Linked DNA regions of Mus musculus: regions 1 and 3 are each linked to region 2. The links are chromatin loops, found by intact Hi-C in ENCODE. Cell type or tissue: left cerebral cortex. All regions are shown on one strand. Links, peaks and the distances in the headings refer to the core of each region. The heading gives the core; the rest is flanking DNA.

Region 1 (4,731 bases), core at 1,325-3,824, 180 kb before region 2:
CAATGATTCCTTCTTCACGACGAGAAACCTAAGTTTCCCTGAGAGAGGCAATGGCTTTCCCAAGGTCATGCAGCTGTGTAGCTAGGAGGTCAAACCTCTTGGACTCTAACACCCTTAAGTATTCCCCATGGCTGACCTTTTCCAAGGGCCCTCAGACTGGCTTATACAATATCTTATATGCAGACAATCTTTTGTTTCCTTACACAGAAGGGAAATTAAGCTGAAAGGAGGTAGAAAGGAACTTGTGTGCAGCACACACAGCCTTGAGAGAGGAGCAGCAGACTAATCTGGAATCAAACCAGCAAGGTCCGGAGAGAGCGCGCATCTCCATCTGGCCTCTGGAGAGGAAGGAGGTGATTGTGCAGGCTACAGAGTGGAGGCTCAGCCTGCTGGGCCCTGCTGCTCCCAGGATGTTGCTGCAGACCACCCTATGGGGACCCCCGCTGTGGATGCTAAGCAGAAGCTGGGAGAAATGCCTGACTGCAGGAGAGCTGCTTCCCCTGTGCTGCATCAAGCCTGGGGGAACCAGACCGAACCCTTTCCCACCTGTTCTATTTGCAGCATCCCAGGCCTTCAGTGCTGCCCATCTACAAGCAGCTGGAGAAGGAGGGGCTACAAGGATGAGGACAAAGATGCTTCAGAGAGAGCAGTGTGTGTGTGAGTGTGTGTGTGTGTGTGTGAGTGTGTGTGTGTGTGTGTGTCTGTCTGTCTGTCTGTCTGTCTCTTTGTGTGTCTGTTTGTGTGTCTCTGTGTGGTATGTATGACTGTGTGTGAGTGTGTGTGTGTGTGCGCGCGTGTGTGTGTGTGTGTGTATGTGTGTGTGTCTGTCTGTCTGTCTGTCTCTTTGTGTGTCTGTTTGTCTGTGTCTGTGTGTCTCTGTGTGGTATGTATGACTGTGTGTGTGTGTGTGTGTGTAAGTGTGTGTGTGTGACTGTATATATGTGTCTGACTCTGTGTGTATGTGTCTGTCTGTCTGTGAGTCTTTGTGTGGTATGTGTGACTGTATATTATGTGTGTGTGTGTGTGTGTGTGTGTGTGCATGCATGCATGTGTGTGTGTAGTATGTGTGTGGTATGTGTGTATGTATGTGCATGCATGCATGTGTGTGTGTAGTATGTGTGTGGTATGTGTGCATGGTGTGTGTGTGTGTGTGTGTGTGATTGTATATAAATATGTGTGTGATTCTGTATATATGTGTGTGACTGTACATATGTGTGTGACTCTGTATGTATTGTGTGACTGTACATATGTGTGTGACTCTGTGTGCTGTGTGTGTGTGTGTGTGTGTGTGTATGTGTGTGTGTGTACATGTGCCAGTGCATATGGAGGCCACAGAACAGCTTTGGGTTTCAAAAGCCTTCCACTACTTTTTAAGACAGGGTCTCACTGACCTGAAGCCCACTAACCAAGCTACGCTGGCGAACCCAGGAGTCCCAGGAATGAACCTGTCTACCTCCCCAACAAAGCTGGGATTATACTACACCCGACTTTTTTTTACACAGCTTCTGGGGGTTGGACTTGTGTCCTATGGTTGCATACACTCTACCAACTGTGCCTACACTTTACCAACTGAGCCATCTACCTGTCGGTTACTTAGGCATGCCTGAAGTGTTGAGAGAAAAAGGCTTGCTCTATAGCCCACTCTACGTTTTCCCATAAACCCCTGTCGAGTTACTGATCATCAGGTCTTAAGCAGAGAGAGCGAGTCTTACAGGTTCAGGCACAGATAAAACCAGTTCTCCATCCTCTCTGGCTCCTGCATCACCACGTAACAATCACCTCTTCAAAGTTCTTGACCCCCACCCAATCTGAGGTGCTCCAGCTAGCTCAAGGGGGAGCAGAGAAAGCAAGACTTACGTAAAAAGAGAAACATGGCTCTCTGGCAATCAAGACTGCCACACAGCAAGGCAAGATTTCAAAAGCCTGTGCATGCACTACTGAAGCAAATCCAGGATGGCTTCTGTGCCCAATGCCCTTGTCCCTGCTTTAACAAAGGTGGGCCTGTCCCTCGACCCACATTATGCAGGGAAAAGAGATTTATACAAAGGATCGCCTATTTGCCACTTCTTCATTCTATTACAGGCGGGAGCAGAGGCTGACACCCACAAGGACCCTTTCCAGCCAGGGATTATATATCATGCCATAGAAATACAGAAAAGACAAATTATCCTGAGATCATCACGCTTCCATTGACCTGCTCAAGGTTTAAACCCATCTGCAATTAGATGCCGTAGCCACAGATCTGCAGGCGGCTTAAATCGTCAGCAACGGGCTGTAATCCTGGGGAAACAGAACAGGGTGGATTTTTATGGGTATCTAAGTTTGGATTCCGTGGGTCTGATTTTGATTCGTGGGAGGTTAGTAATCTGCTCTTGTTACCCAGATCCTCCTCAGTTTCTGAGGTATTTATAATATGATATCTAACTCAGGCTTGAAACACTCATGAAAATTAACGGCATTATTTTTAAAAAATGTAACCGGGGAGAGAGATGGCGAGGGAAAGCGGTGTGACGTGACAAAGGCTCATCACTCTCGCACATCCACCAGAGAGTTCGCCCAGCTGCTGTGACTGATGAATCTCACAGCTGCTAATGTGCCCACTCTTTGGTCAGACCTGCCTTTCTAACGTGGAGACTTATTAAGAAATCTATTTTACTGCCTGCTATAATAGGAGAAATTGAAAATCTATCCACAGTGGGAGCATAGATGTTTTATTTATTTTAACACTTAAAAAGCATAAGCCACCTGATGTGAAGATTTGGGGGCATAGTAGAAATGGCCACCATGCTAATGATCACCATGGTGGCGGCGGCGGCTGCTGCTGCTGCTGCTGCTGCTGCTGCTGCTGCTCTGCTGCTGCTGCTGCTGCTGCTGCTGCTGCTGCTGCTGCTGCTGCTGCTGCTGCTGCTGCTGCTGCGTCTTCTTCTTCTTCTTCTTCTTCTTCTTCTTCTTCTTCTTCTTCTTCTTCTTCCTCTTCTTCTCCTCCTCCTCCTCCTCCTCCTCCTTCTCCTTCTCCTTCTTTTTCTTCTTCTCCTTCAATAATGTGTCCCCTCCTAGGCACTTCCTATGTGTGTACCATTGTTGTGAACACATTACCTCATACTTCACCCATTGAGCAGGTTAGAGCACAGACAGGCATACAGCTGACACTGGCTGACCTACAGAGTTTGAACCCCACACCCATTATCCATCTGATATACTACTTGGTTTACACTGATAATTCTGAGAGGCAGACAGACAGACAGACAGACAGGCAAGCAAAGAGAGAGAGAGAGAGAGAGAGAGAGAGAGAGAGAGAGAGAGAGAGAGAGAGAGAAGAAACCCATTAGATCATGACAATCATGCCCCTGGAACATTAACTATGCTTTAAATACCTTCATTTATGAGTTTAATAAAAAGCCAGCTAGGTGAGTTCTAAGTCTATACTATAAAAAGATGGATTTGTCCAAACATCCCCAAAATATGACTGCAGACTCTTAAAAGGAAAGAAGAATTGTCTGTTCAGAGCACAAGGACATCAGTGTGTTCCCCCAGCGAGACAAGTCTGCATCCCGTCTTCAAAGAACACACACAGCTTCTTCTGGCCAGAAGATCTGATTTCTTCACCATGTCAGAGTGAAGCCAACTTCATCTCAGGGCCAGAAGAGAAGTAACAGTGGTGGACAAATCCACAATACTGTGGTATTCTCCTCCCATGGAAATTAGGTCTGCCAAATGGTCCATAGCGAAACACTGCCCACCTCAGTAATTCCCAAGGCTGATCTTCCAGAGGTCAGCGTGGCACCTGAAGGGCAACATTGAGCAAGGAATCAGAATGTATGTGCGATGTGGGTTAATGGCTCCTAGGGGCAGCTCGTCCACAAATCAGATTCCACGAGAGTGATGGTCTGTGACTCAGACCTGAATCCAATTGTCTGGGGCTTTCTGTCCCTTAAACTACACTCTGAGAGGGCAGAGTTCCAAGTCCCTTCATTCTCTATGCCTTTGTCTGAGTCATGCTTTTTCTTGCTGGAAAAAAAAAATTATTGCTCTTGCTTTTCTGTAGATCACCACTTTGTTATTGAGCCACAGCTCTCTGCACTTTGATGATGAAGGGGCTAAACTTTAGCAATCTCCCAGGTGGGATTCCTAAGGAAGCAAGCTTTGAGATGAATATCTGGTCAGGAATGAGCTTAGGACTGCCAAGGAAACAGGAGAGGAGGGAATAGGGGAAGCAAGGCAGGACCACCCAAGTCTTAGCCAGCCTAGCAAGGAGCTTGGGAACCGAATGTCGTGCCATCTAGAACTGTCCCAAGGTGGGTGAGCAGTTGTCCACTGAGGAGCTGTTGGCTCTGGGTCTGCCTAGAAAGGCAGCTGGAGGAGTCCTTCCCTCCTGGAGGGTAGACAGACAATCTTCCAAGGCATCTATGTTTCTTTCACCATAGGCTTCTTCCCTCTTGAAGCAAATTTTATCCTTTCTGCATCACAAACCAGAAAAAAGACTGAATATGGAGAGGGCTAAATCTGCCGTTCTCCAGCCAGGGCTGCACCAGGGCTACAACTAGGCTCCTACTGTATCCAAAGCTCTGATGACCATCCCCCAACACTACAAGAAAAAAAAAAAACATTCGCAGCCATGATGTGCCTTCTCTCTGCCCCCACACTCTGGCATCCTCTTGCTTCATGGCTCTTAGTCTCCTGCAGGCTCACACTTAGACCTCTCTTTACCAGAAATGCTTCTTAGACTCCAGG
Region 2 (5,590 bases), core at 1,910-4,409:
TTATATCCTGGCTGCTGGGAAAGATGACTGGGACTAATAACCAGTCGCCTCCCACATTCAGGGGGCCTTTCCCACCCTGCAGCCTTCCTACTGCCTCCATCTGGGTTTGTTCTTTTGCTGCATAAGAACTCAAACTGGGTGACAGGCCTGTTATTTTTAAAAAGCCTTTAGTAGCGTCTATCCCCAGAACTGTCTCATCACAATTATCCGCACCAAACGAGGAAACTCACATCGAGAATGGATATGGGTTTCAGCCAGCACCAAATGTCTCTCCTTCTGCCTTTTTGTCTTTCCGATCAGTCAGAACATGTGAAGCCCCAAATGAAGAGTAAACACACAGCCCAGGTCCCTTTCATCTCGGAACATATGTCATGGCGGGGGAGGGGAGAAGCCCTATTCCCAGCTTCAATCAGCCATTCGTTCTCTGTGACTTGAACCTCAAACTGAAAGGGATGTTGGGGGAGCGTGTGTGCTCGATGCAGCTGACTCCTTGGAAGATAATAGGTATTCGCGGCATACCTGAGTCCTGGAGTCATTATCTCCCCTGCGAGCACTTCTGTATTTATACATAATGAGATCATTACCAGGCAGCTATTCCAATTTTATTCAGACTTTAATATTTCTTGAAGGGAAAAAAAAAAGCCTAGCATACAAAAGGGTTTGTGATGCCAACTCAATCAGACGTGCCGTTGATGGAGAATTATTCAAGTGCAAGCCAGAACGGGATAAAAAATAATTTCAGAGAGGCTTCTGTCAAAGCCAAGTTCTCCTGCGATGATGTTTCAAGTGAATGTGAGGAACTGTCCAGAGGTGAGGGAGGAAAATAACAACGACCAGAAGAGAGGGCTGCTGGGGGATTTAAAAGGAGGCTCAGCCTAACTATTCAGGAGGGGAGGGCGAGAGTCTCCTGCAGAGACTGGGGACTCAGTCCCACCTGCTTTCAGAGAGTAATTAGACCAGTAAGACAGTCTCTTCACTTGAAGCAGTTGGGGGGTCTAGAAATTAACCATTTGTGAGTACTCTGTCCTTGGGCAGTTAAACCCTGGACTAAGTCGGTAGGTAGGACAATTCCTCCCTCCTCCCTCCCCCCTCCCCCCTCCCCCCTCCCCCCTCCCCCCTCCCCCCTCCCCCCTCCTCCCTCCTCCCTCCTCCCTCCTCCCTCCCCCTCCCCCCTCCTCCCTCCTCCCTCCTCCCTCCCCCCTCCCCCCTCCTCCTTCCACAACAACAAGCTAGAAAGAAAAGTCTTCCTATCTTCTCATCCACGTTGCATCTGCAAGAAAGAATATGGAGAGCTTTCCTTTGCAGTAAATCCAATTCATATTAAAAATGGCAGGAAAACTCAGGGACCAGCTGATCAAACATTCCAGGTATGGCTCCATTAGCTGGGAGCAAATTAGAAAACCAAATGAAATCAATCAAATACTAAAAGTGAGCACAAGAAAGAACGTCTTCCTGAGGATCCAAACAGGACCTTAGGGCTGGGTGGGAGTCCTGAGTGACAGTGCTCTGAGAAATGCTCACCACTAACTACAGTGCCTGCGATGATGTTTGCGCTCTGGATAAACAGGAGCTTCGGATGTGTTTCCGGGATCTGCATTTTATCCCGAGATTACAAATCCACAAAAAGCATCCCTTTAGCTCTTCTCTCCCTGTCCTGATGCTGTTTATGGAAATGAGCAGATGGAGCAGGCACTCGGGCTTGTCATCCCAGAAGCGCGGAAGGGAAGGGTTTGTGTCTTTTCTTAGGGTGATGTAAAGCACACACCGTCTTCTCCATGGTACTTCCTACCAAGCCAACCCAATCTAACACTGCAGGGAAAATTATAAAATATCCCTGCTCGCCACTGAGTTCTCAGTGTTACCTGAAAAGAGGTCTGGTGGGCTTTTCATATTGGTATTATCCTACTGAGAGATACCCTGTATAGAAGTCAGGTCTGGTAAAAGTGTGGAGGTTGGGGCTGGAAAGGTGGCTCAAGAGTGTCCCCAGAGCTCCCAGGGACTAAACTACCAACCAAAGAGTACACATAGAGGGACCCATGACTCCAGCCACATACGTAACAGAGGATGGCCTTGTCAGACATCAATGGGAGGAGAGGCCCTGGGTCCTGTGATGGCTCCATTCCCTACTGTAGGGAAATGCCAGGACAGGGAAGTGGGAGTGGGTGGGTTGGTGAGCATGGGGACGGGGGATGGGATAGGGGATTTTCAGAGGGGAAACCAGGAAAGGGAATAGCATTTGAAATGTAAATAAAGAAAATATCTAATAAAAATAAAAGAGTTAAGAGCATGTGATGCTTTTACAGAGGACCTGGGTTCGGTTCCCAGGCCACACGTGATGGCTCACAACCACTTGTAACTCCCATTCCAGCAGATCCAATCCCTCTTTTGGCCTCCAAGGGGACAAGGGATACGTGTGGTGCACAGACAAACATGCCAGTAAAACATTCATACACGCAAAATAAAAATAAATACTTAAAAATATTTTTAAATATGGTTAGTTAATAAATCCTAGTCCCTAGATGTGGGGAAGGAAGGAAGGAAAGGCAGGAGGGAAAAGAAGGTGAGGAGGGAGGCGGGATAGAGGCAGAGAGATCTTGCTGAGGACCCAGGTTCAGTTGCCAGCACCCACGTAGCAGCTCATAAGGGCCTGCACTTCCACAGAGCATCCTCTTCTGGCCTCTACAGTGCACATGCCTACAAGCAAGCAAAACGGGTGTTTTAATGTGTGTTGCTCACACACATTAAAAAAAAAAATCTTAAAGCAAAAAAAGAATTCTTCCTCAAGGGCTTACCGAACCAGCTCAAGCTATGGTTCACAATAGGATAGTCGTAGGTTGGAGGTGTTTATGCATGTGCTCACACGGGTGTGCAGAGGGAGAGAGCTCACCACCAACATGGATTCCCACCCCACCCCCCAAGGACCACAGTCCCCGAGAGGTGCCCTTCCCTCTGTGCTTGTACTAAAGGCATGTGCATCTTTGCCCAGCATTCTCACCTCGGCTGGCGGTTTTTGAGGCTACACAACATCCCTTTCCAACACCTCCACTCTCGTGTCCTCCATACAGAGTGCTCCTCCACACCACGTATCTGAGTGATGAGCCCTGTCTTCCAGCTGAAGAACTGCATCTCACAGAATTTCCTGTTCTAACACTAGAATACTTTTAAAAGCTTGAGCATCGACTCGAAGTGTACTAGTATGAATTTGGATTGGAAGATAATTAGTGTTACTTCAGAAACCATGAAGTACGGTGTGAGGGAAACAAGGCCTATTCTGAAGAATGTCAGCACTATTGGCCAGTGGGACAAAAACAAAATCGACTTCAAGGAAATGAATATATTTTTAATGCTTGTAGAAACATTGTTCACATAATTAAAACAATGTAAGAAATTTCCACCAGGCTTGGTGGCTTACCCCATACTCCCTTGAAAAACTGAGGAAGAAAGAGCCTGAGTGTGAGCCAGCATAAATAAGAAACTAAATAAATAAATAGGAAGGGAGAGAGGGAGGGAGGGAGGAAGGGGGAGGGAGGGAGGGAGGGAAAGAAGGAAGGAAGGAAGGAAGGAAGGAAGGAAGGAAGGAAGGAAGGAAGGGGAAAGGGAAAGGGAAAGGGGAAGGGGAAGGGGAAGGGGAAGGGAAAGGGAAAGGGAAAGGGAAAGGGAAAGGGAAAGGAAAGGAAAGGAAAGGAAAGGAAAGGAAAGAGAAAGAACGTAATGTTCCTAACTGGCTACTGGCATGAGTATTACCAACTCTCCAGTTGTCCCTCGCAGACACTCAAAGAACTATGGAGAAAGAAGAATTCTGGAAACATTAGTTATCAATATCTACCCATGAAGGTTCTGAAATGCCCTGATAATTGATTATTGAAATATGAAAGAGCTTGTTAGTACATACCTGTAATCCCAAGTGGTCAGGAGGCTGAGGCAGGAGGATTCAAAGTTTAAAGGCAGAGTGAGCTGACCTGCAGACTGAGTTCTAAGAGGAGCCTGGGCTCCTAAAATCCTAAAAGAGGGCTCAGAACACAGCCCAGGGGTGGAGCACTTATACAGAGTGTGTAAGATCTGTGTTTGGTCACCAGTAGTCCCCACCCTCCAAAATAACAGGGGGGAGAGTAAAAGATAATTTTCCTAATTTACTAAATACTGCGGGTCTTTTTAAGCCACCCTATACACAACCAGAAAAAAATGGAGCCAGTTTGGCTGTGAGCCCACAGAATCCTGATTGCTGTTTATAAACAACTCCGCTGTACTTGTGCTCCACAGGCACACAGACCTCTAGCTGCCAAGGAAGTCCTGCAGCCTCACCCCCATGGCTAGCCCACCACCGTCGTCGAAAGTGCTGTCCCGAATGGCCATGCTCAGCACAGAGCCACGGGGTGTATGCCTATCATAGCTCACACCTTAATTTCTGCAGCTGCCCAGGAATTTTTTCCCCATAGTCCAAGAACCTAGATCAGTGAGGAGGAAATAAATTGTCTAGATATGGTATGTGAGAGTGACCAAGATTAAATTTCTCTGCCTGCAAGATGTACTCTGATAGCAGATTAATAAGATTACATCTCCACACCGGAGCAAAGTGCCACCTTTAATCATTTCCCAGCGTGGGCCACCCAGTCTCTCACTCGTTAGGTTCATGAACAAGAGGAAAAAGATCACCAGGCAGGGTCAAAGGTCAAAACACCTTGTCTCTGAAGGCCTTTTCCTCACGAAGGGTTCTATGAATCAAAGCAAGGGTATAACCAACCTCATATTTCAAACAAGGGAAGAAGAATAGAGCCCCCCGTGAGTTTATAAGGGAAGCGGGGCAAGCTGCTGCTCTCAGAAGCAGACCACATTCGCAAGGAGCATCTGTTGTTAAGTTGTATGCATGCGTCATGGATGGAACGAAGCTGAGGTCAGCGCTTATGGGGTGAACTGTGGACCCAACTGTAAAGTGAGCCCCTAGGGTCTTCTACCTGTTTATGAGCCGTGGCTACTGGGAAAAAAAACTAGTCTGTGGTCAGGATGCAAAGCAAACCTCTTGCCTGAGTAAGTAAATTTCACCATGAACAAGGTCTGGAGATAGAATCTATGCCCCCAGGTGACTGAATTCTTTTGGTCTAGGTCAATGCTAGCTCTGTTCCTGTAGCAACAGTGTTCTCTTCTTTCTATCTTCTCCTGTGGAAAGCCGGTACGTGCTGCGAGCAATCGCATGTGTGCCGCCAGTAATCTCTGAGGAGAGCCGTGTGTGCCGCGAGCAATCGCCATTATAAGATGGCGCGGGCCTCCGCTGTGCCTAACTAGTAAACAAGTCCTGTACGCAGGTGCAAGAGTGAATTCACTCCTAGTCACTCCCATTCTCGGGGTGTAATAGTGGGGTGATGGGCAAGCAACGAATCGGGAGCTGTCACGCCATATCAGGTGCTGAAACGTCACGCTGCGGGTTATAAAAGCAGCGCCATTTTCCCGGTTTGGGATCTTCCTGAGAAGCAAGCAATAAAGCTTTTGCCGCGGAAGATTCTGGTTTGTTGCGTCTTTCTTGCCGGTCGAGCGGGACGCAATAAGTGGCGCCGAAGAACCCGGGAACTGTCATCACACCGGCGCAAGGAAGATC
Region 3 (4,731 bases), core at 1,325-3,824, 180 kb before region 2:
CAAAGGGCAGGCATGGGGCATCTGGGAGGAGTATAGGAGCCGCCCTGATACTGTGTGTGTGTGTGTGTGTGTGTGTGTGTGTGACACACTACAGAACCGCCATTGCTGATTATAGTCAAAACTACCACACTATACCAAGGGCTCACGGAGTCCAACAGGGGCTTAGCATGTTAAATACACAATATCATTTCATTAAATCTCCAGGGAATGACTGGAATATAAGAATTACTATGCCCACTTTTCAGATAATAGCATTAAGGCTCAAAGAAACGCAGGCACCTATCCCAGCTTAAGTTACTAGTTACACAGAACAAATATCTAAACCCAGCTATGCCTGACTGCAGCAACCATGTTCAAACTGAACACCCTGGTGAACATCCTCTCACCAACAGACCAGGGTCCTAGACGCACATAGATTCAAGGCAACACTTGGGCACAACAGTCTGAACTCCATGGTACTGTAGGCAGGTGTTTAAATAGCTTACTGCCAACCCAGCTCACACACGTCACGCAAAAAGAGAAAGCAGAGTAGTTATAAGATCTCACTGGCTGAATGAGGCATACAATCACAAATCTCAGTGGCCATGTTGTTGATGTCTGCATCTCTATGTCCTAGCTTGTTTCTCTGTTGCTGTGAAAACCAACGTGGGGAGGAAAGAACTAATACAGCATATGGCTTACACTTCCACATCACAATCACAGTGCATCAACGCAGGTGTTCAAAACAGGAATTGGAAGCAGGAATGAAACAGAGACCATGGAGGGAAGTTGTTTATTGGCTTGTTCTCTGTGCCTTGTTCAGCCTGCTTTCTTATACAACCCAGGGCTACCTGCCCAGGGCTGGTACCACTCATGATGGGCTGTGCCACCCCATATTAATCATCAATTAAAAAGATGCCATAGAACAATCTGACAGAAATAAGTCCACGATGTGCAGTGGTGGCACATGCCTTTAATCCCAGCATGTGAGAGGCAAAGACAGGTAGATTTCTGAGTTCGAGGCCAGCCTGGTCTACAGAGTGAGTTCCAGGACAGCCAGGGTTACACGGAGAAACTCTGTCTAAAAACCGAGAAAAAGAAAGAAAGAGAGAGAAAGAGAGAGAGAGAAAACGATTCCTCAGTCATGTTTCCTCTTCCCAGATGACTCTAGTTTGTATCAAGTTGATGAAACCTAACCCACACACCCTACAAGAGTCAGATATTGAAATTTACCCTTGAGGGTAGTAGTAGTATGAGGTGGGGCCATTGGAAGGTAACTAGTTCATGAATGGGAATAGAGCCCTTGTAAAAATGCCCCCCAAAAGAACCCCGTTGTCTCTTCTGGAATGTGAGAACACGAAGAAGGATCTGCCATAAGGAAATACCCTTGCCAGACACCAAATATGCCAAGACCTTGACTGTGGACTTCAGAGCTGCAGAACTACAAAAAAACAAGTTGCTCCTGATAATAAATAAAATGTTCTAAGGCATTTTGTTATCATTACTGAAATAAGTGAACACACGGAGCCTAGTAAGGCCTCTAAAGCCGGACCAAATGGCCCGTCTTCTCATACCTGCCTAGTCCCGCCAGCCACGCACTGCTCTTATAAAGCACACGCAGAGCCTGCAGACTTTCCCACAGGCACCTAAGGCAATCTAGTCACACCGAAAACACAAATCTAAAGTGCACAGCCAGACCTGCAGATGGAGCTGGGCTAGACTGTTAGCCTAGCACGCAGAAGACCCTGGGTTCTGTCTACAGACCCTGAAAAGAAATTAAACATAAAATGCGTATCCAGCTGAAAGAGAAAAAGGAATGTTCTAGCATGCCTCTGGTGATGACGCTGGTTCAAAAGATGACCGGGGTCAAGGCTACTTCTCATTCAGGCTTGTCACACCTGAAAGGAAAAGGCAGGTAGGGTGAGGAGATCTAAAGAATTAATGTATTAAAACATTTTTTTCATATTTAATTCCTGTGTTTCCATGGCAACTGAGCCATCAACCAACAAATGTGCCCTTCTCTCCTGCAAACTAAAAAAAAAAAAAAAATGTTTTCTTCCAAGAAGAAAATGTTAACAACACGTTTATCTACCTTGCTGAGTAATGTGTCTGGGGAGCTTCCAAAAGATTCCACACTTTTTCTAATTTTCCCATCTTCCACATTCTTCAAAGACTCGTTCAAGAATTAAGTTCTGAATATGGACAGAAAAGCTACAGTGTGATGCAAAAGTGGGGGTGCATACCTAGGAGGAGATGCAGAAGTGGGGTGCATACTTAAGAGAAGAGTTTTGGTCAGCCCTTTCCTGAACCCAACGAAATTCTGAAATTGGGGATTTTCACTGTAAGCTTGCTAGCACATGGTTTCCAAACGATATCTACTGACTGGGTCAACTTTGTAACCCCATTAATATTGTGTGGTCTCTTCTAAGTACTGTAACTACCCAAAGCTCACCCTGAGACACTCCGCTCTCTGTTGCAGCCTTGATCACATGTGGCCACTAAGCCTTGTCTGTCTGTATTTCCCTCTGCCCCAGAAACTGGGTTTCTCTGATGCTTCTGGAAGCCACAGGACAGCTGCCAACACCCGGCACACCCTGAGCCCGGCATCCTACCAGTGAGAGCTGAGTTTCTGCAGCCTTAAATTACATCTCTAGCACCGTCTCCTCTTCTCTCCTTGTAACTCATTTGTTAGCCTAGAACTCCAGAGAGCTGTGAGTGCAGCCAGCTCACCTGACCACTCCTTTCTATGTGTCCCACATGCCTTTCCTGGACTATACCTAACTGCTGATATCTCTGAGGAGGGCTCTAACTTCCTTCAGAGTACCAGTAATTGGAATTCCCCCTTCAAAATGATATTTTTAAACACGGGCTTCATCTTTTAGCTTGTTGCTTTGCATTTGAAAGGGGAAAGGTGACTACTCAGAGGGAAGAAATGAACCACACATAGTAGAGACAGGAAGTCACAGTGAAAAATAAACTCTAAACAAAGCCCTAGACTCTGTCAATGGCTACAGAGAACAGATCTCTAATGTCTTGACTCTTCTTGGGGTGTTTTCTGGACTTGCTTCAGTGTGAAGTCCCCTCACTAGATCATCCATCCAAGCTGCCTGATAATAGAAACAGGAGGCCCAAAAGAGATGGAGGACAGCAGGAAGGTTCCTACCACAACTGCACAAGACAGTTTGATCACCTGCAGTTACAGCTTCCTTCCTGAGACCTGGTTTCCTAATGCTGCTCTGGAATGTAAGAATAAAATATTCAAGGCTTGGTCCTCAATTCTGGGTCACGGAATGTAGTGAATGTTGGATGGTGAGTTCCACGGGTGTTTCTGTTGGGCAAGCAGGCCTGAGACTCCCAACCCAGGAATTCTGAGTGCACATGGGAAGAGACAGCTCTGTGTTCATCCTACATTTCAGAGCATACAAGCCCATGAGCGACATGAGCTAACTCATTCTTGTACCAATTTTCTCTTTCTGCTATACACATGACCACAAGCCGAATAGCTAACAAAGAACTCCAATTTGTGATCTTGTTTCTATAGAGGTCCAAAGCCTGAAATCATTTCAGGGAGCTAAAACCAAGGTGGTGACTGAGCTGTGTTCCTTTTCAGGGGTCTAAAAAGTTCTTCTCCAAAATTCTCCTCCTTGTCTCTTCTCTTCTCTTCTCTTCTCTTCTCTTCTCTTCTCTTCTCTTCTCTCCTCTCCTCTCCTCTCCTCTCCTCTTCTCTTCTCTTCTCTTCTCTTCTCTTCTCTTCTCTTCTCTTCTCTTCTTTTCTTTTTTTTTCCTCCTTGTCTTTCTAGCTTCAGCTTCTAGAAGCCCCTTGTAGCCTGGAGTCCCAGCCGGCAATGGTATCGATGGCCCTCGGTTTCTGGACCCCAGCTCTCTTGCTTCGGTCTTCCGTTAATCAGATCCATTGTAATTACAGTTTGTTGGGCTTGCCAGGATAACCAGGGGAAAGCTCTCCCATCTTAAGATTTTTGACTGTAATCTCATCTGCAAAGTTCTTTTTGCCACATAGGAAAACACATCCGCCAGCTCTCTGGATTCCGCGTGGACACAACTGGGGAATGTGGTGCGCTCATCTGCTCACCTGACTCATCTTCTAGGAATGTTGGGGGATCCAATCAGAGGGCGTGTGTCTGCCAGAGCCTCAAAAACATCTTTGGCTTCATCCTCCTTGCTCTTTCTGCTTTTTTTCTACCCCCTATTTTATGACTGATGATCCTCTCCCGTTTCATCGCTCCTTGACACCCAGTTCCGGATGAGACTCAGTGTTTGCTTCTGATGGAGAAGAAGAGTCGCTCTGCCCTTGGCAAGCAAAGAAGAAAACTAATTTCAGCGCATGAGTTTACAAACTTTTTTGCAAAACAAGTTTGGAACGCTCTGCCACCAAATATTGTCAATCAGCATTCTTGGCACGCCTGCTTCATTAGATGCTATGCAAGTCATGCGGGTCTTCATCGTTGTTGAAACAGCGAATCTGCGCCTTCTGTGTGGTTCCAAATATTTGTAATAGAGCTGCTTCTAAATATATAAGCATGGCATCAGGCCTCACATGGCAATCCTCTCTCTATGGTGACAGGGAGTATCAAGCCCAGCAATATCACCCTGGGGAGTTTTGCTCATGATAATAGAGTATCAGAGAGGCCGAGGGAGCAACGAATGTACAACAGGGTGAGGCCCGATGGGCAGCTCTCTTTGCTGAAGGAGAAACAGCTGGGAATCCACTGTGGATGTTACAGAAAATGAGAA

Evidence for each region. A loop is a pair of places that touch in the nucleus more often than their neighbours do. Peaks named below come from ENCODE experiments on the same cell type or tissue, not always from the same donor. Only the 100,000 strongest peaks of a DNase experiment are listed, where the experiment ranks them.
Region 1: it touches region 2 in a loop (5-fold over the local background); 4 of 42 quality-filtered maps call a loop at or near these places.
Region 3: it touches region 2 in a loop (3-fold over the local background); 5 of 42 quality-filtered maps call a loop at or near these places.

What each region holds. Positions count from the first base shown.
Region 1 is chr3:50,912,747-50,917,477 of GRCm38, forward strand. No RefSeq gene overlaps it. Among named protein-coding and RNA genes, the nearest start is that of Gm37548, 26 kb to the left of the region's middle. In left cerebral cortex, for the core only: no CTCF peak of the experiment used is centred there; a DNase peak (open chromatin) is centred at 2,361; H3K27ac peaks cover 736 bases.
Region 2 is chr3:51,095,899-51,101,488 of GRCm38, forward strand. No RefSeq gene overlaps it. Among named protein-coding and RNA genes, the nearest start is that of Gm29230, 9.4 kb to the left of the region's middle. In left cerebral cortex, for the core only: a CTCF peak has its summit at 3,096; no DNase peak of the experiment used is centred there; H3K27ac peaks cover 257 bases.
Region 3 is chr3:50,918,136-50,922,866 of GRCm38, forward strand. No RefSeq gene overlaps it. Among named protein-coding and RNA genes, the nearest start is that of Gm37548, 32 kb to the left of the region's middle. In left cerebral cortex, for the core only: no CTCF peak of the experiment used is centred there; a DNase peak (open chromatin) is centred at 2,561.